Regions from separate parts of the Homo sapiens genome. Here region 1 is linked to region 2. Evidence: read pairs that join two places in POLR2A ChIA-PET (ENCODE). Cell type or tissue: OCI-LY7. All regions are shown on one strand. Links, peaks and the distances in the headings refer to the core of each region. The heading gives the core; the rest is flanking DNA. Region 1 overlaps LRMDA (leucine rich melanocyte differentiation associated). Region 2 holds the start of LOC124902461.

Region 1 (9,986 bases), core at 2,973-7,972, 72 kb after region 2:
GACTCGAGGTATGGGTTCTCCCATCAAACCTTCTCCCTGGAGTGACAGGAGTTGCGGGGGAGACAACTAAGGCTGCTGTTGTTTTATTTTCTTCCCAAACTTATATTTCACCTTATCATTTTTTCAGGAGGAGATAAAACTGTAGGCACTGAGGCTGTACATTAAATAATAGTGTTTTGAAAGTCTATAGAAAATTAGGTTAAGTTTTATTGTCCTGTTCCTTTATGGACCACCAGTTTTTGGTTCTATCTCAGATATGTTTTAGTCCTCTTGCTGCTGCCGTTTATCTGGACGGCATTTTCCATCAGTTACAGGCAAAGAATATTGTCCTCTTTTCTCACTCCTCAGAGTGTTTCTGGGTTCCAGGGGAAAGAGGTGATTTGAATGCAAATGCACTTTAAATCACTAACACTACATAACTCTAATGCATTACTGCCATTTTTTCTTTTTACTTTTAATTGAGAAACTGAACTCTTGCTAGTTTGAAGCTCAGAGTCATTGTTGGAGACCAAGAAGCTGGGGTATTTCTGGCTGGAGGATGATCTAGTAGAAAATCAAGGAGATCATTAAGACACAGGATGCCTGAGTATTGAGTATTGAGTATTTGTCTTTGTTCCATCACAAATCGTCTGTGAAATATTGAGTAGGTCATTTAATCTCTGTTGTCATTCTCCAAATGGGAGATAGAAGGAGTTGTGAAGACCAAATGAAATACTAAATGTAAAAGAGTTTTGTTCCTGTAGAAGATATACTGAAAGAGTAGATATCCCAAAAGTAGTTTATTTCATTTTTGATTCTTTTGACTTTGAGCAGGTTTATCTTTAAGATTATTTTGCTTGGGGTCCTATGGCATTGGTTGTTTATAGGTTTGGTTTTGCAAAGTTAGGGCTCTGTGGGGGGTCTACTTCCTGCCAGACTGTAGATTGCAAAGTTATGGACTTGGGTCTGAATGGCCAGGTTTCCCTTGGGCAAGGACAACTGAGAGTATAACATTTTCCAATTCAATTATGTTTTAAAAGGGAAGAGGGAGGAAGCAGAATCTTCATTAGAACAAAATAAACATGATGATTATTAGCAGTGATAGAATACTAAATAAGGTATGTCATTATAGTAAGATTTTAAGAAAGCCAAACGTCAGAGTAAAATTCCATATCTTACTTAACAATTTTGAGGCATGATTTTTATCTAGTTGTACCTCTGAGCTCAGAGAAGAATTTTATCACCTAACCCTCTACAGCAGTTTCAACATAGATGCACCCCACCCTTCCCCAATTTGCTCTTCCACAGACTGTACCTGATGGGACAAGCTTTCCGTCAGGTAGCAGGAGGAACTAAATTTACTCTTCCTGCCTTGGGCTTGAGAACAGTTATCTTCCTGGTTCATGTAGTATCAAAAGGAAGATCATAGACCTTGCAAGGAGCAAGCGGCTATTTTTACAACCATAAAAAAAACTCCCATCTGATTTTTTTGTCTTTACTAAAAGTTTTCATTTTATGCAATTTCTGATCTACCTTGAATTGAATGGTTCAGTTGTAACTTCAGGGTCTGCTTTAGATTTTTTTTTTTTCTTTTAAGGACTTGTTAGAACCTCTTTACAGAAGATGATTGTAAAAATCACAGGCAGTACGCAGCAAGATGGAATGTGGAAATTTGAAATTGATTTAATATTAGGAAAAAAAACCCGCTGCTTTTAGAGTGTTAACTAGTCAGATTGGCTAGGTGCAGTAGTTCATGCCTGTAATTCCAGTACTTTGAGAGGCTGAGGCTCACTTGAGGCCAAGAGTTTGAGACCTGCCTGGGCTGAACATAGTAAGATCTTGTCCCTACAAAAAATTTAAAAATTAGCCAGGCATGGTGGCACACACTTATAGTCCCAGCTACTTGGGAGGCTGAGGTGGGAGGATTGCTTGAGCCCAGGAGTTTTGAATTCTGCAGTGAGCCATGATTGTGCCATAGCATCATGAAAGGGAGGCCTCAACCATACCTCTTTATCACAGTGCTCAACTTCTCCTGGGATCCCCTATGCTATGCTGCACAAAAGCACACGCTTCCAAAGGACCTTAGGTTGGTTTAATCCAGTGGTTTTTCAAAGTTATTTTTCTAGCAGCAGAATCCTTGTCAAACAAATTATAGAAAGCCCATTATGGAATACAAATATATATATTTTTTAAGCTCAGCAAAAACAGTGAAACTATTCAGATGAACACTGGGTGTCTCAGTTCATTTTGTGTTGCTAGACAGTATACCTGAGATTGGGCCATTTATAATGAACAGAAATGTACTGGCTTATGGTTCTGGAAGTTGGGAAGTCCAAGATCTAGGGGCTGCATCTGATGAGGGCCTTCTTGCTACATCATCGCATGGTGGAAGTGCAAGGGCAAGAGAGCAAGTGATTGAACTTGCAGCCTCAAGCCCTTTTATAATCTGCATTGCTCCATTCATGAAGGTGGAGTCCTCATCACTCTTATTAATAAATGCCTCGTATTAGGCTCCACCTCCTAACACTGTTGCATTGGGGATTAAGTTTCCAATACATGAACTTTGGGGAACACATTCAAACCATAGCACTGGGTTTGGTATTAAGGTTAGAGACAAAATGCAGTTTTATACTGGCCCCAGCATTCAGATTATTCTTGTATTTGGGTTTGAGTGTGCAATATTTAAATGTCAATACACTCAGTTAAGTATTTGCAAATAGTGACATTTATTTTCCCCTTAAAGTTCATCCTGTAATATCAGATTATTGTTTAAATAATTGTAAGAAGAAGCTGTATTTTGAAAAGTGAGTTAATGTGATTGCGTAAGTTAATATACCAGTATCTTCTAGTGTGTTAAAATTTGGTGTAGTATGTCTTTGGGAGTACATACTGCCTTTTGAATTATGTTTTTTAAATAGTTAAAATAATTTAAAAGTTAAATTCAAATGAATCATTTGGAGAAACTCTGAAAGCCCCTTGTGGTACCCTAGGGTTCCATGGAACACAGTTTGAAAAACACTGGTCTAACATTTTCTTTTAATGAAGGAAATTTGGGGCTCAGAAAGTGCAAATGGTGGCTTGGTGTGATGTAATAGGAAGTTAGGCCAAATAATTTTTTACTTTTTAAAATTAGTTTTTCAAACTGCTTTTAATTTTATTTTTTGATTATAAGATAATATTCCTTTTATAAAAAGTTTAAAAATACAGAAAAACATACCAAAGGAAATAATCCATAATGTTTATGCTGAACAATTTTTACAAAATTGGGATCAGCCTGTATAAAAGGTCTTGACTTCTGTTTTTTTCTCTTAATGTCTCATGATTTTTTTTTGGTTAATTTGGTTTTTTAGTGATTACATAATATCTTTTCACATAAATCTGCCATAATTTACCCATTTTCTAATTGATTGACATATTTATATATTTTCCACTTTTTGGTGTTATTAAGACATGCTGTGATGAACATCTTTGTTTGTAAATCATTATTTCACTGTTTTCACTGTTCTGTTTGTTTCAGCAAGATAATTTCACAAAGAGTGAAATTACTGAATTAAAGATCATTATAACAAAAAAGGTTTCCCATGAAGCCCTCGTAAGGGAAAATAAATACCTATCCTCAGCCATAGCTAGGTTCGTGGTTGAGGCCCCTATAACAAAAGACAGATTAATAAGAGCATACCAATTTATTTAATAGAAATTTTACGTGACACAGGAGTCTTCAGAAATGAAGACCCAAAGAAACAGGTAAACCTGTATATTTGTTATGCTAGGTTTGATGGAGAAGTGGCTCATTGTCGAGAAGTGTGATTGGAAAAGAAAGCATGATCTGTTGATATGGAAGCAACTTAGCAAGGCCTATTTGTCCAGTTTCTTCTCTGTGTCCCTGGATCTTCAAAGATAAGGGTTTTTTTTCCTTTGGGTATAGAGAGGGCTCCTCTTTAATGAAGGTCTTCTTTTTTCAGAGGTGGAAGGCAGGAAAAAATCAGAGAATGATCTTCCTAGGTTTCATGGCCTACTTAGGGGAGAAGGGCAGTGGAAGGTGAGAGAGACCTGCCTGCTTCTGCTGTTTTCTCAAATGCCAAGGTACTTTGGGGGTAGCCTGTCCTGAATCCCATCACCCCTATTGGATTCTTCCTCCATCTCTCCTAGGGAGAGTCTAAGGGTTGGAGTTTTCTCCTTCTCTATAGGAGATGGAGGATGGGAGCTCAATGAGAAAAATAATCTTGAGCATCTTGATACAAGCCTGTCCGTGTTTCCTCTCCACAGGGGAATGCTTGTGTATGCTTACACTGGTCCAAACACAGGAAAACTTGCAGATCTGCAGAACACCTCGTGGGGAGGGGAAAGCTGTTTTTCACTCAAGGCTGGCTCACTTCTGAGGCCGCTGCTGGGACAGGGAACTCCTAAGGCTCACTCTGGGTAGGTCTTTGTCGAAGGGGGCATTGGCCAGAGCCCTATGAGGTGGCGGCCAGGCTAGTGAAGGAGGCAGAGCAAGCAACTCAAACCATTTTCAGCTTTTCCTTTGCAGATCCAACCTTTTAAGCATACCTACATTTACCTGCAATGGCAATCGTTTTGCATTTTAATGACAAATCAAGTACGCTAACTTGCATTTGAAACGAAAGTGCCTTAAATGTCTTTGGCTGTCAGAATGAGATGTTAGGAGCTTGATGAAAAGCGAACAAAGAAGACAAAGTATGAAGCCTGGATACAGTGCAAAATGAAATAAAACCTTGTATGGCCTGTCAGGGGTGTCAGTTGATATTCATATCTAAAGCACATTATAGCATTACTTTGCAGCTCATAGCTTACTCATCTGTCTTTTTTAATTCATCACATTCGAGCCCACATCTTTTAAGTCTCGTGTGTCAACAATGGAAGAAATCTGTTAATTGACAAATGAGTGTCACAAATGTGAATTGGTGCCTTTACATCAGCGGCAGGTGTAGTCTCTTTTGTTTTTTGTTGGATCTATTATTGGCATAAGCCAGTGTAAGACATCTGTCTTTGTCGGAATGAGAAATGACAGGCCTTCTTGGCTGTCATTGTCTTAGTGCGTGCTCATTCTGTGAGATACTGTATAAAGATAAAATGTCAGTTAAAAGAATATGAAAAACTATCTGGAGGAAGTCCTTAAATTACTCAGAGAGGGGATCCGGGAATTGGGGCTGGAATTGAAATCTGAGTGTTTCAGTTTGTATCTATCACACCTATTTAAAAATAATATTTCCTGAGTAACAGGATGAGGTTATCAGGCATTTAGGAAAATGTTATGTTGTGCTGGTATAATTAGCTTTATAAGGTGGGGAGAACATCTACCTTTGCAAGATATGAATTTATTTATTATAAGGTCATCTCTCAGACAAGTACAGAATTGTCTCAATAAAAACATTCCAGGTAGGATTCTGGGCGTTGATTTGCATGTGTTTTGAGATATTGAAATTGTTCCACTCCAATTTCTTTTTCGGTTATATTCCTATCTGAGACTGATGAGAAGCATAATGAAATAAAAAGCAGCAGTTGTAGAGTGATGAGACAATTAGCGGGGAGCAAACTGTTAGTATCACTGAGCTCCTGGTGGGTTTAGATGCAGGCGAGTTCTGGACACCTGAGGCTCCGTTGTTAACTCCAGTTGCCGCTGGTGAGAGAGGAGGCAGCGGATCTGAGGGTGGAGGAATGCTCCTGCATCCTCTTCTCTCTGCTTCAGCCCGAGCTGGAGAGCTTGGAATTTTAGAGTTGGTGAGGACAGGGTGACCTCAGCTGGGCATGTCTTGAGTATGGGATGGGTGGGCTCTAAGGGGTGCTTTCCAAACTTGAGCGTGCACACACATCCCCGGGGAACTTGTGAAAATGCAGTGTCTAATTCTGTAGGTCTGGGGTTGGGCCTGAGACTGAGTTTCTAACAAGTTCCCAGGGGATGCTGACCTGCTGCTTAGACCTGACTTGAGCGTCAAGGAGTTCAGTCCATTCCTCCCACAGACTGTCTGAGAGGCTCCTGTAGACAATGTGGGATGATGAGCTGAGAGGAGTCTTTGGATGCTCGGGTGGGCTACACTGTTCTGGATGATTTTTTTTTTTTTTGAGATGGAGTTTCACTTTTGTCGCTTAGGCTGGAGTGCAGTGGTGGGATCTCAGCTTACTGCAACCTCCGCCTCCTGGGTTCAAGGGAGTCTCCTGCTTCAGCTTCCCAAGTAGCTGGGATTACAGGTGCATGCCACCACACCAGCTAATTTTTTGTTTGTTTGTTTGTCTTGTTTTTTTTGAGATGGAGTTTTGCTCTGTTGCCCAGGCTGGAGTGCAATGGCGCGATCTTGGCTCACTGCAACCTTTGCCTCCCAGGTTCAAGCGAATCTCCTGCCTTAGCCTCCCGAGTAGCTAGGATTACAGGCATGTGCTACCAGGTTCGGCTAATTTTGTATTTTTAGTAGAGATGGGGTTTCTCCAGGTTGGTCAGGCTGATCTCGAACTCCTGACCTCAGGTGATCCTCTCACCTCGGCCTCCCAAAGTGCTGGGATTACAGGCATGAACCACTGCGCCCGGCTAATTTTTGTATTTTTAGTAGAGATGGGGTTTCTCCATGTTGGCAAGGCTGGTCTCGAACTCTTGACCTCAGGTGATCTACCCGCCTCGGCCTCCCAAAGTGCTGGGATTACAGGCGTGAGCCACTGCGCCCATCCTGTTCTGGATGATTTCTGTGTCAAAAAATTATTTCTGTAGAAATGTTTCTAGTCCCTTCAGAGCAGGCTGGGATCCATTGATTTTTCTCTAGTTCTCTGGGGCTGTAGGGGTCGGGGACAGGCCTCTCTCCTAAGTCCAAGTTACCTAGTCTTCTTCGAAGGGGTTGGCTGTGTGTGTTGTGCACATGTGCTCACTGTGGTGAGAAGGACATGTACTAATGTTTGTGTTAGCAGAAATTATGTGTTTTTGTGTATACTCGAGTGGTGTGTTTGTGGATAGGCATGTAGCAAGACTGTGCACTAGTTTATGTGTATGGTATGTAAGCACACATGTTAGCTGTATGCTTAGGGTTGGGCATATACCAAATCTAGAGGAAAGGATGAGATGGAGGAAGGGAGGAACTTTGCCAAGAGGAGCAATAAGGCTCTGTAGCTGATACTCATTTGGATAATCAGATCGATGGGATATATGTGAGGAAGAAAGGAACGGCATGAGGATCTGCTGCTGGGGCTAAAATGGAGTCCTTTGGTGTCATTAGTCTTTGGTAAACATATTTGCCTCCAAGGTTCCTCCTGGCACACTGCTGTGGAGCTGACTGCAGTGTTTATTTTCGGATGGAATAGACCCCCAGCAAAGTTAGACAATACTACTGGGATCAGGGGAAGTCCTCAAATTATCATCAGAGGATCAAGGAAGGGCAAAATATGTGCAGCCTCAAGGACAGACACTCTCCCTTTTCTTTTTTATTTCAGCTGGAGCCATGACTCAAGAGAGCACAAAGCCACCTCTTTTCTTTTCACGTAAACTAATAATGAACTAATGAGTAATTGGGAGGATGAAACTGGTATTTTGCTGAGGGAACTCAGGAAAGCTGATGGTTCTTTTTCCAGACTTTTCGCTCCTTCCCTGGGGCCTCTTCCTTCTTCCTTTCAGATTCTGTGTCCCACAGACCTTTTCCTGGCTGACCCTTAAATGCTCTGCTGTGGAGGAAACTTTAATTTTGTTTTTAAAAGCAAAACAAGGCTTACCTGAAGAGGATGAGGCAAGCCAGAGAGGAAGAAAATCATCTCATCTGAAAAAGCGATCTAAGCTGTAGCAGAAACCCTTGTCACTGTAAACTAGAATGGAATGTTTTTGTCACGTGGAGAGAGGCCCATTTTGCTTTCTGTGGAGGTACATTAGTAAAAAGGAAGTTGCCAGAGTATACGTGTGTCCTTGCACATGTCTTCTGTTCGCCTTCTAAAAATGGGCAAAGCACGCACATCTATCTTGTGTTTATCCATACACAGGTCTGTGCATGCAGACACAGGCCAGATCCACATGCAGACATCCTTTTGTATGCATACTGTGGGACTAGGTACATAGGAAGACCATTTTACGTGCCCTCTCTTGGTTTTTCATTGCCAGCTGTCACGGAGAATCTGAAACAGAGAAAAATTTATTGGGTAGTATTTAGAAACATGTCGGTGGTAATGACTGCAGCTCTGATTTCAATTAACACCCACTAAATTTAGGCGAATGCAGCGCATTTGTAGACCTGTTGAACATGCTTGGCATCACGTTGCAAAAATCTGAAGTGGCCATGGTTTAAAAAACATTTCATGCTGACCACTGCTTTCATCCTTCCCCCCTTCCCCCAATCTGGCATATGGTAGCAGGCTCCCCTGTGAAATGTAGAAACTTCAAAATTCTCTCAGTTTGGATTTTTATAAAATGACCTTTCAATTGCAGAGAGCACAGTTAAAGTTTTAGCGTCCAATCTTGCTTAATGAAATACTACTTTGGAGTTCATAATTCATCATTTCTTACACCCTGCTCACCCCCTTTTCTGACTATTTGGGTGAAAACAGCTGGGGAAGTGCTGTATTTTATGATTAAGGCACTAAAAGATTAGCCATAGGCACTGCCCATCCATGGGGCTACAGAATTCAGGCTGCTGACAGCAGATCTGTTTTGAATCGGACTCAGATTAAAGTGAGTGAAAATCATTTGGGGGCTAGGGTTCGAGAGGTCACACATGTGATGAATTGTGGGTGCTTGCCTGGCTTCCCAGGCGAGAACCATAAGCAATTATTAAATGCCATTGTGCGTCAGGAAGGGTTGGTTGGTGGTGACTTTGAAATTTTCCAGAAGCAAGCCTGGGAGATTGCAAAAGGTAGTGTAAAGTGTTGGATGGGAGAGGATGTGGAGGGCTGTTGCTTAATTTTGGGGGAGATTTTTATTCCCTTCCCATCTTTGGTTTTTCCTGGGTCTGTAGTGATAGAACCATCATTCCAGGGGGATGGGGTGGGTCTGTGGGGGAAGCCTCTATGGTACCTTTTTTCTTTGCCTGATAAGTTCTTCAGTTGCCCCCTGCTTTCTCTGGGTGCTGTGGGAATTAGTGGTTTTCCACCAGCCTTGGGCTGTTCTGTGAGCATTAACATACCTTTATAGACAACCTCTTTTTCATCCACCGAAGCCATCTCGAGCTACCCTGGCCAGCTATGCAGCCAGCAGAGATTGATAAAAAGTCTGGGCTCATTCCCTCCTGAAGGTGCAGGGCTTGGAGTGTCTTGGATAGGTGAGGCTGTGCCCTGCCCCCTCCTCAGCATTTTCCATCTGAGGTGATGTGGCTGATCCCTTTGGACCAAGTCCAGAAAGCCCTTTCGTCACAGAAAGGAAACTCCCCCTACTGAATCTACCCTTTTCATATTTGACCTGGATCTCTCCCACCTCTAAACCCTCCCCTCTTCCCTAGATTCTCCTTTTCTAGCTTTTGGGAATAAATCTTTCTGAAAAGGAAAGAAAAAATTAAAAAAAACCAAACCCCAAACTCAAATAGGTTTAGTTGGTGATTTAGCAGTTTTTTTTTTTCCAGTGACTCAGTTGATTTATTCAGCAGTTACCAAATGCTTGTTGTGTGTGATGTGGGGGCTTAGGCATTAGAGATGCAAAGATGACTAACACCTAATAGAGGAGACATGAAGAAATAGGTGACTGCAACCCAGCCAAGGGAGGACATCCTGAGGGATGCATCAAGTACGACGACGTGGACATATGGCAGTCGGCCCATCCTGGAGGGGGTGGAAAGGGGTCCTGGAGTCAGAGTCTGAAGCGACCAGTAGGCTGAACCGTTCAGGAGGCTGAGGAGGACATTTCAGGCAGAAGGGCAAGTGTGAGCCATGGCAGGGAAGGGTGGAACAGTTGCAGCCAAGGCTTGGCTTGCCCTGGTGAGTGACTTCCCCACCTGCCATTATTTGACCAGCACAATATTTGGCCCCTAGTTGTCTCTGTTTATTCAGAGAGCACACACTGAGTGTCTAAGTTGTGTGAGTAACTGTCTTAGGTG
Region 2 (9,986 bases), core at 1,586-6,585:
CTTTGCTTGTCCTGCAGCTTCTCCCTTGTTTCCAGCTCTCACTTTCTCCCTCTTAACTACAAGACCTCCACATTGGTTTCTTTATATCCAGTCTCTCATTGTTCCATCCCATAATGTTCTTCCTCTGGTCAAAGACCTCCAATGGCTCCCTATTGCTTATTGAAGAACAAGACATGATCTTTCCTGCTTCCATCCCTTTGATCCTGCTGGTCCTTCCTCCTGGATCCCCACATCTGCCATTTTCTAGCCATCAAATGCCTATTCATCATCCAAGCCCAGATCAAGTGCTGCCTCCTCCCCAATGACTTTCACATGTTTCTACTGGAGTTCATCCTGGGCCTCCACTGATTATATCCCTCATCACAGCCCGCCTTAAGGCAACAGTTGTCTCCATGACCCACTAGACTGGACAGTAAGTTATTTGAGGGCAGAGACCCTGTCCTAGTCATCTTCCCATTGCCTCCACGCCTAAGATAATGCTGTGCATGCAGCAGGTGCTCAGTATGTGCTTGCCAGTGAACACTCACTTTCCATAGCTGGAGGCTCACAACTCTGTCTGGGCACTGTTCTTGGCACAGGTGATCAGGGTTGTCTTCCCTCTGGCCTTGAGGGCTTCCCCGGAGAATCCCGGAATAACTGAAGGGTGCTGTCCTCCTCACACTTCCCTGGGGCCTGGGGAAGGAGCAGCTGTGAACATTCTGTTTGCTCTGAGTGCAGAATCTGTGAGTGGAAGTGCACAGGTTTTATTGGCTAGGGCTTTAGAATGAGACAGACCCAGCTTTGAATTTCAGCCCCACCACTTTTTAGCTGTGGGACTTCAGGCATACTGTTTAACCTCTCTGAGTCTCAGTTTTCTCTTTTGTAACATGAGGTTACTGTAGCTACTTATCTCCTACAGGTCTTGTGAGGATATAAAAAGATAATGTAGAGAAAGCACTACATACAGTATTTGGCACAAATAAAGTGCTCACTAAATGGTATCGATAATCATAATCCAATTTCCTTCCTGATATTCTATCTGGTAAGAGTGGATCAGGGCAGGTTTCACACTAGGCCTGGTCCACTGGAATCCTTGTTGTCAGATGGAGGTTTCTCTGTGGACATGGGTCAGAGGATGTGCCTTGTCACAAATGAGTTGAGTTAGGGCTGGGTTTTGCTGGGTGCTCCCAGAAGGTGGAGGAGAGGGAGCAGGGCTGGTGTCCAATGGGGTGAGGGTGAGGGGCTGGCTGTTTGCTAAGCCCAAAGTGGCTGGGTTAAACCATATCTGGCTGGCAGGAGCCTATAGCCAATGGTACAATGTCAGGGGTAAGATGTGGCAGACTTCAGGGGCTTCCAGGCAGCCGAGGGCTCTCTGCATCAGATGGGCTGCCAGAATCATCCCACAGTGCTCAGTTTCCTCTGGTGTAAAGGATCTGGATCTATGTGGGAGGAGGGGTCCAGGACCCCACATGAGCAGGCTTGGTTTCCAGCAGAGGAGAGGTACTGAGGGCAGTTGGAAGTGGCCCACATACAGTGGGGTCAGAGAGGAAGATTACACTCACCCTAAATACCCTACATGCTAATCCTGGGGACAGCAGACCATGTCCAAGTCCTCCTCACTGGCAGGGGGCGGCCACTGATTCGGGGCCTAGACAGCTGGATCTGCAGTTTGCAGCCATTTGGACTAGAACAGGTGGGGCCAGTGGTGAGCTGGTAAATGGTGAACAAACAGCTCTTTGGTTGCGGGGGAATCTTTCATTTGTAGTACTTGCCCATTGCTGTGGTATAAATACTCCCACCATGGCTGATTTCAAGCCACTAACATAACATCACTGAGTGAGGAGTTGGGAAGAGATGTGCACATATGGCTGTTGGGAGCCAGTAGGAGCTGATTCCAGCACACCACTGGGTGAGGTCTCACACCTGCATTTGGGGAGAAAGGCAGGTATCTGTGGCTTCAGTGTACGGAGAAATAAAGGTCACTATGCAGTGTAGCAAAGAGTGAAAGGCACAAGAATAATAGACCCTGGAGCCTCATACACTATAACAAATCCCAGCTCTGCTACTTCTTGGTTGTGTGGTTTTGGGCAAGTCACTTTGCCGCTTTGTGCCTCAGTTTCCCCATCCATAAAGTGGGGCTAATGATAGTGCCTCCTTCATAGAGTTCCAGTGAGGTTGCACAAGTGTACACTGGGCTGTAGTGGGTTGACAGAAATGTTACTTATTGCAGTTGATCACACAGAGTAGTTGGAATGTCTCATTGGTCAGAATAATTTATAAAGGAAAACCCAGAGCCCCTCAGGGCATGTCCAAAGGCCCTGCTTTTTTATCTTTAAAATCTTGGATTTCCTTCAAGGTCAAGGATTTAAAATCTGCAGGCCCATGAACTACATGAAATTAAGTTTCCCACATTAAGCATGTGGACTCATTTCTGTAAAGAGGGGCCACAGCTTTCATTAATTGTCAAAAAAAGGTTGAGGTTTCTGCATCCTTCCCTCAACCCACAAAAGGCTTAAGAACTGCTGATGTGGAGCGTGTAGAATTCCCACACCCTAGGAATTGCCTAATTGCCCCAGAAGGGTTTTGGAGGAGAGGAGATGTTTGTAAAGTGTATGAAAGAAAAATGGCAGAGATGGAGAGACACACAGAGAGTCAGCCGAGAATTCTGAGATGTCTCTTCCTTGTTGAGACCTAAGGCTGGAGGAATCTTCCAGCAACGGGACAACCAAAAGGCTCACATTCATACTCAGTGCCCCTCCTGGTTCCTGCATTCTCCTTACTCCCTCTAGTTTCCCAGGGGTCTCCTCTTCTCTTCTCCAAGTCCCCCTCTCCTCCCAGTGCCCTCTTGGACCCAGTATAGGTGTCCGCTGGGCCACCTCTTTGTAGGTGCCTAGAGGTAGGGTTAAAAGTCGCTCACATGGGCCAGGCGCAGTGGCTCATGTCTGTAATCCTAGCACTTTGGGAGGCTGAGGTAGGCAGATGACTTGAGATCAGGAGTTCGAGACCAGCTTGGCCAACATGGTGAAACCCCATCTCTACTAAAAATACAAAAAATAGCCGGATGTGGTGGCGCATGCCTGTAATCCCAACTACTCAGGAGGCTGAGGCAGGAGAATCGCTGGAACTCAGGAGGCAGAGGTTGCAGTGAGCTGAGATCATGCCACTGCACTCCAGTCTGGGCGACAAAACGAGACTCCATCTCAAACAAACAAAACAAAACAAAACTCACTCACATGTTGCTAAGATTCAGTGGCACCATTTGTCTTCTTTATGGTTGGATTTTGTTTCTTTCAGGTTTCTGTAGTTACACTATAATTATTTAAGGCAAGGTCTGCCTCCGTTTTGGGTTGGAGGCTGTATTCAGTTTTTTATTTTTATTTTTTGAGATGGAGTCTCGCTCTGTTGCCTAGGCTGGGGAGCAGTGGTGCGATCTGCGCTCACTGCAAGCTCTGCCTCCCGGGTTCGCGCCATTCTCTCACCTCAGCCTCCAGAGTAGCTGGGACTACAGGCACCCCCCCACCACGCCCGGCTAATTTTGTTTTTGTATTTTTAGTGGAGACGGGGTTTCACTGTGTTAGCCAGGATGGTCTCGATCTCCTGACCTCGTGATCCGCCTGCCTCAGCCTCCCAAAGTGCTGGGATTACAGGCATGATTTCTTTTTTTTTTTAATCAGTAACATGGAAGCAGGAGGCAGGTAGGTTTAATATGCTACTGCCTTTCCACCCAGCTTTGCTTTTCTCCTTTTTTCCTCTTCTTCCTCTTTATTTCCATCTCTCTTTCCCAATATAATTCTTCTTCCTCTTCCCCTCCTCTTCCTCCTCCTTCACTTCCTTGTTCTTCCTCCCTCCTCTTCCTCCTCTTCCTCCCCCTCCTCCTCTTCCTTTTTCTCCTCTTTCTTCTTCCCTCCTCCCCCTCCCCCTCTTCCTCCTTCTTCTCATCCTCCTCTTCCTCCTCAGGGCCAATCCTACTCTACATCATTGCATTGTACATTGATAGGCACCTAAAATTCAACTGAATTGCACCAACTCTGAATTACTACTTCTGAGGGCTTCTCCAGTAGCACCCCTGCCCACTTTATCAACAAGAATTTGTGTTTAAAAGGCAGAAGTCACCATCCTGTGACCCACCAAAGGTCGGCAACAAGAGGGCTCTCTCTTGACTCTGGTTCTGGGTGACACCACTCGTGGGGTGCGGGGGAGTCTGCCAATATTCTATTCCTACTCCTGCCCCTCTTAGTAACAAAGCCCTTTGTGTTAGTCAACTTGGGCTGCCAGACAAAATACCATAGACTGAGAGGCTTAAACAACAGAAATTTATTCTCACAGTTCTGGAGGCCAGAAGTCCAAGATCAAGGTGCTGGCTGATTCTGTTTCTGGTGAGGGCTCTCTTCCTGGTTTTTAGATGGCTGCCTTCTTACATGGCCTGTCTTCTATGCATTGGTTGGGGGTGGGAGGTTGGTGGTGTCTCTTCCTTTTCTTAGAAGGCCACAAATCCTCCCAGATTAGGTTCTACCTTTATGACTTCATTTAACTTTACCTTCCTAACAGCCCTATTTCCAAATACAGTTACATTGGGGTGTAGAGCTTCAAATGAATTTTTTGGGGGACACACTTCAGTCCATAGCAGCCTTGAGTTTATCTGAGGTGGCAGTGTACCCAACTAAACATGACATTTCCCAGCCTCTCTTACAGCTATATGTGGCCAAGTGACTCAACTCTACACAATGAGGTGCAGGCTGAGGAGCGGTGTGGTATCCAGGAAGACCTATTCAAAGGGAGAGGGTCCCTTTTACCTCTTGTTCCTCTTCCTGTGGTTTGGAATGAGCTGATGGTGCCTGAGCTCAAGCAGCCATCTCGGACTCAGAGATGACGTAAGGATGAAAGCTTCCTGGGTTGGCAGAACTGAAGACAGAAGGACCCTAGGTTCTTGGTGACCGAGGGCTCCCCCAAGCCTGGACTGCCCACCTCTAGTCTGGGAGAATATCTATCTTCCATAAGCCACTATTTAGGAGTCTTTGTTATTGTCAGCAAATGCTATTTCCAGCTGATGCATGGAAGCTCCCCTGGCCCTGAGTTTTGAGCTTCAGGCAAAGACATTCAAAGTTCCTCTAAGGCCACTGCTACTTTTTCTCCTACCCTCCCTTCTTTGGAAGCATAATTTTATCCAAGAGTTCCCGATTCATGCACATTTGTCCTCCTTCTGTCTTTTGTTTTTTTTTCTTTCCTCTGCTTTCTCCTCTCTCCCTCCCTCTCTTCTTTCCTTCCTTTTCCTTCCCTCCTTCTAATATTTATTGAGCACCTACTATGTTCCAGGTACCGTGCTAGCTGCCATGATTAGAAGTAGGTATAGGAGATAATCCCTTCTCCCCAGTAACCCAGAATCCAGGCTTTCTGGACAACATAAAGAGAATATGATGGCAGGATAGATCAAAGGAAAGGACATTAAATCCGATAAAAAGGGCCTGGGGCGTTCCAGAAGGAGGTCACACTTGGCCTGAGATCTAAAGTAGAACTTTTGTGTTGCTGGTAATGAGGAAAAGAGGGTGGAGGACAAAATCCCAGGCACAGGGACCAGCACAGTGTTACTTTATTCGGCTTCATCACCTGTAAAATGGGGACAGTAATAGTAACATGAATAAGTGAATGGATGGACTAGTAAGTGTGCAGTTCATGCTACTTTTTAATATTATTCTTGTTGGCAATGTGCTGTTCACCCTGGTAGGCACAGCCCTGTATCAGTTTTGGAGACAAGCTTCACAGAGGACATGTGACTTACTTGTCCATGGTCACACAACTATAAAAAGGCACTGCTCAAACCCAAGTGTCCTGGTCCCTGGTACAGTGACCTTTATATCTTTACCCTCTGCCTTTGCATTAAGTGCTGAGGGAATGCAAAGTGAGGGAAAGATCGGTGTGTGGTGGGGGGAAAATCTAGAGGGCTTCCTGGAAGAGGAGATTTTTGAGAGCATTTTGGTAGAAAGGGAAAAAGGAAGGCATTCCAGGGAAGGAGTGTATGATGGGTGCCATCCATCAGGGTGTTGGAGGATGGGCTGGGGGGCTAGCTGGCTGGCAGAGGATTTGAACTCTGAAGATTGGTGAGACACGAGGTAGAGCAGGCAAACAGGCAAAATCAGAGGATGAACCATGATTACAGGCACCCTGATGGCCAGATTGTGGAGTGAAGCTCTAAGCCAGTGGGCCACAGGGAGCCACAGGAAGTTCTTGAGCAAGAAGGCTGGTCAAAATGAAATGAGACTTTGGGGAGAAAGGAAAGAAAGAAACAAACTTGTCTTTACTAAGAACCAGTATGAACTAGGCAGTAGGTTGGCCATTTTCAAATTTATTACTTAATTTGAGCCTCACTACAGCCCCATTAGGTTGGTATCAATGTCCCCATTTCATAGATGAGAAAACTGAGGTCAAGAGAGACTCAGCCTTAGATATGAGTCAGTGGTGGAGCTAAAAGATAGGTTAGACTGAACCTAAATCTGTGCTTTTTCCACTGCACCATGTGGCTTTATGCTGGTCTCACTCTAGGAATATTTCTTGTACTGTGAGTGTCCCAACTAAGGCATTTCCTAGCCAGGGCTAGAGTCTTTTAATAGCCCAGATACCCCCTGGGCTCACTCTGGGTCACACTGGGCATAGAGGCCTTAGTACCTTCGGGAGTTTTGGGGACTCCCAGCATGGGGTAGGATTAAGTGCTTGGCTTCCAGGTCTGAAAGAAGTAGGTTCAAATCCCAGCTATACTGTGCATGAACTGGAGAGTAATATGCTTTAGTTCACAGAGCCTCAACCCAGGTGGGGCAGCGGGATGAGCCCTGGATTGGGAGCCAACCCAAGCATAGGTTGAAACCCTAGCTGGAAGTGACAGGCACTGAGGAGGTGAAATGGTGTCTTTATTATTTCAAAATAATGAGTTGGAGGGGGTAGCGAGGAAATAAGGTTGCCCATGAGGTGATCATTGTTGAGGCTGGGTGATGGGTTTATGGGGGTTCATTACACTATTCATTCTACTGCTCTGTTTGAAAAATCTCCATTAATAAATAGGCTGGGCATAGTGGCTCACGCCTGTAATCCCAGCACTTTAAGAGGCTAAGGTGGGAGTCACTTGAGGTCAGGAGTTTGAGACCAGCCTGGCCAACATGGTGAAACCCTGTCTTTACTAAAACTACAAAAAATTTAGCTGGGCATGGTGGTGCACGTCTGTAATTTTAGCTACTCAGGAGACTGAGGTGGGAGAATCACTTGAACCCGGGAGGCAGAGGTTGCAATGAGCTGAGATCAAGCCACAGCACTCCAGCCTGGGTGACAGAGCGAGACTCTGTCTCAAAAAAAATAAAATAAAACAAAAAGAAAAAAGAAAAAAGAAAATCCCCATTAAAAAATAAAATAATAACAATAACACCAAAAACCTTTTTGAAAACCCAGCTACGTTCACCACACCCTCCTCTAGCTGGAACAGCATCTCTGGCTCCCAGGCACTGTTCTGCTTTAAAACTTCATCAGGCAAGAGCAGCCAAGGTGAGAATCCCTGCTTATAGCCATCTCTCACTAGCTGTGTACCTCAAGCCACTGTCTTTCCGCTGCTGAGCCTCAGTCTCCTCATCTGAAAAACGAGGTGAAGATTCTTTTAAGTTCAGGGGTACAAGTGCAGGTTTGTTACATGGGTAAACTTGTGTCATGGAGGTGTGTTGTACAGATTATTTCATCATCCAGGTATTAAGTCTAGTAATGGGGTGAAGATTCTAATGACCTCATGGAACTGTTGTGAAGTGTAAGTGGGATGATACAGGATCCCATGGGCTGGGCATAGCCCGTGACAGATGTGAGCAGGTCAGCCTGGGTTTTCCAGTCACTCTAAGCACCACCAGGCTGCTAGCCACATTCGGTGAGGAACCCTAAGCCAATACGTGCAGCAGAGGCCAGCCGATGACCTGACAGGGGATAAGTCCCACCTTCTGGGCAACTTTTACGAGTCTTCTGTGTAAGTACTGTGTGCTAACCGATTGCGCTGCTGGAGCTGCAGCCTTATGAGTTTTCTAAATCACAAGAAGTTCATCACCTAGTGGGGCTTTTTTATCTGCCTTTCCTCACTGCTTAAAGACCAAGCCCACATCTTTCCTTCTCCTGTCTGCTGTCGGAGCATAAGTGTGTGCCACACGTGACCAGGTGTGGCAGAGTCAGAGCAGGGGGTGGCTTCTGTGGAAGTAGGAGTGAAAGTGTGGAAACAAGTGAGTGCGTGTGTTGACAGGCATCTGCATTTGTGTTAGTTGTGCTTACTCAGAGGTCCACAGGCTTGTGGCAGATTTCAGAAGCTGGTCCTTCTTCAGCAGCTCTCTCGGAGGCACACCTCCCTGATCTGCATCTATGCGGAGTTACCCAGCACAAGGACACCAGGGTCGCTGTGTCACCACCAGAGGCACAGGTAGGGGGATAAGATTGGATGGTGGGGGAAAGGCCTGGGCCTTATCCGCCAGCCCTGCCACTGGCCTCCAGGACTTAGCCTCGGTTTCTCAAACTGTGTCAGGGACGAGTAAATGGGATGAGCAGCCCTTGGCAAGGAGTGGGCGCTAGGAAATCATCAGTGAAGGAGGGAGTGAATGAATGCAGGCCTGTGTGGCGACTGCTTCAGCATGGCAGACAAGGTGACGTATCAGAGCCTTGAGGGTGGGAGCTCCCCAGGTTGGGAAGGGACAGACACGTGGGCCAATCCTCTGGACAGGAATAGAGAACGAGGAGGAAACAAGCGCAGAAGCTGGAGCGGGTGGAGAAGAGCAGGGGAGACGGTTCGCAGCAGGAGAAAAGAAGCGAGGAGTCACAGGGAGGGGCCTCCTGGACACCGCTCCCAAAGCCACGCGAAAGTGGAAGCGCGGGGCCTCGGGATGCCCATCCAGCCGGCTGCCCGCGCGCTGGCCGGGGTTCCAGGACTCCTTCCTGCTCCGCCGGGCTCTGCAGCGCCGCCTGGTGGACACGCGGCGCTCCGCCCGGGCTCCAGCCGCCAGCCGGCGCGCCGGGGATCCCGCGGCTGTTCGGGAAAAAGCTGGAGAGAGTCGGGGGGCGCGCCTTGGGGAGGGGCATTTGTCCCTCCGAGGAGGCTCGCACCTCGGCCTGGACACGCAGCAGATACTGGCACCCACCCTTCACTTACCGCGCGCCCGGGGTGACTCGGATCCGTCCAACACGTCGGGGAATCCTTTCTGTCCTCACCCCCGGGCGCCCCAGCGCCGGAACGCTGCTGCCTCTGTGTAGCTGCTCCCGGAAGGAGTTTCATCAAACTTTTAAGGGGCTTTGGTTTTGGGTTGTGTTGATAAAATACCAAGAAGGGGCATGAAGGCACGAACGTCCCGGGTTCGTCTCCCTGCTGGTCCCAAGCCTGAATCCCAGGGCGGGGGAATGTCTAGGTCCTTCCGGGCCGGCAAGGTGTGGTCGCTCAGGGACCCCTGTCCGAAGACGCTAGGGAAAAGAGGCACAGCCTGTGGGTCGCAGTGGCCAGGAGCGCGTGGCCGCTGCTGGTGAGAGAGTGGTAGACGCCTGGCTTTCAGGTCCTGAGCTGCGGGCACCGGAGCGTGGGACCCCGGCTGCAGCACCGCCACGCGCTCCCGCCCTCCCACCTGCAGGGCGGGGGATGTCTGTCCAAGAGGCCGGGGCGACAAGCCCGCCGGCCAGGATTCTCAAGGAACCAGGCCCAGCTCAGCCTCTCTCGGCGGGACCAGAGTGGGACCGGGGCCGCGGCGTCCGAAGACGCTGCGGGCCAGGGGTCCTCCTCGGCGCCAGCTCCGTTTCCTGGGGTCTCGCGACGTCCGGACATCAGGGTCGGGGGTGTGGAGACGGCGGCGGAGCCAGAGTCCCCACCAAGTCAGTTCCAGGAGGCGGCCCGCGCGCTTCCCGCAGTGTCCGGGAGGTCGCTGGGGGTGGCTTTGCGTGCAACCCGGGTAAAGGCCCTGCAGCCGTGAGGCTGGCGCTGGGAGGAGGGTGGAAAATCTCAAAGTCACCAATCCCGGTGC

What was found. ChIA-PET counts read pairs that join two places held together with the same protein. Peaks named below come from ENCODE experiments on the same cell type or tissue, not always from the same donor. Only the 100,000 strongest peaks of a DNase experiment are listed, where the experiment ranks them.
Region 1: POLR2A ChIA-PET joins it to region 2 with 11 read pairs; 7 of 35 experiments call an interaction of 5 or more read pairs at or near these places.

Annotation. Positions count from the first base shown.
Region 1 is chr10:75,457,445-75,467,430 of GRCh38, forward strand. The region is part of intron 2 of LRMDA (leucine rich melanocyte differentiation associated); the gene reads left to right. Among named protein-coding and RNA genes, the nearest start is that of LRMDA, 31 kb to the left of the region's middle. In OCI-LY7, for the core only: no CTCF peak of the experiment used is centred there; no DNase peak of the experiment used is centred there.
Region 2 is chr10:75,386,549-75,396,534 of GRCh38, forward strand. LOC124902461 reads left to right here and starts at 3,581. Exons shown (of 1, transcript XM_047426122.1): 1 at 3,581-9,986. The coding sequence starts at 9,608. It also overlaps a transcript of ZNF503 not described here. In OCI-LY7, for the core only: no CTCF peak of the experiment used is centred there; no DNase peak of the experiment used is centred there.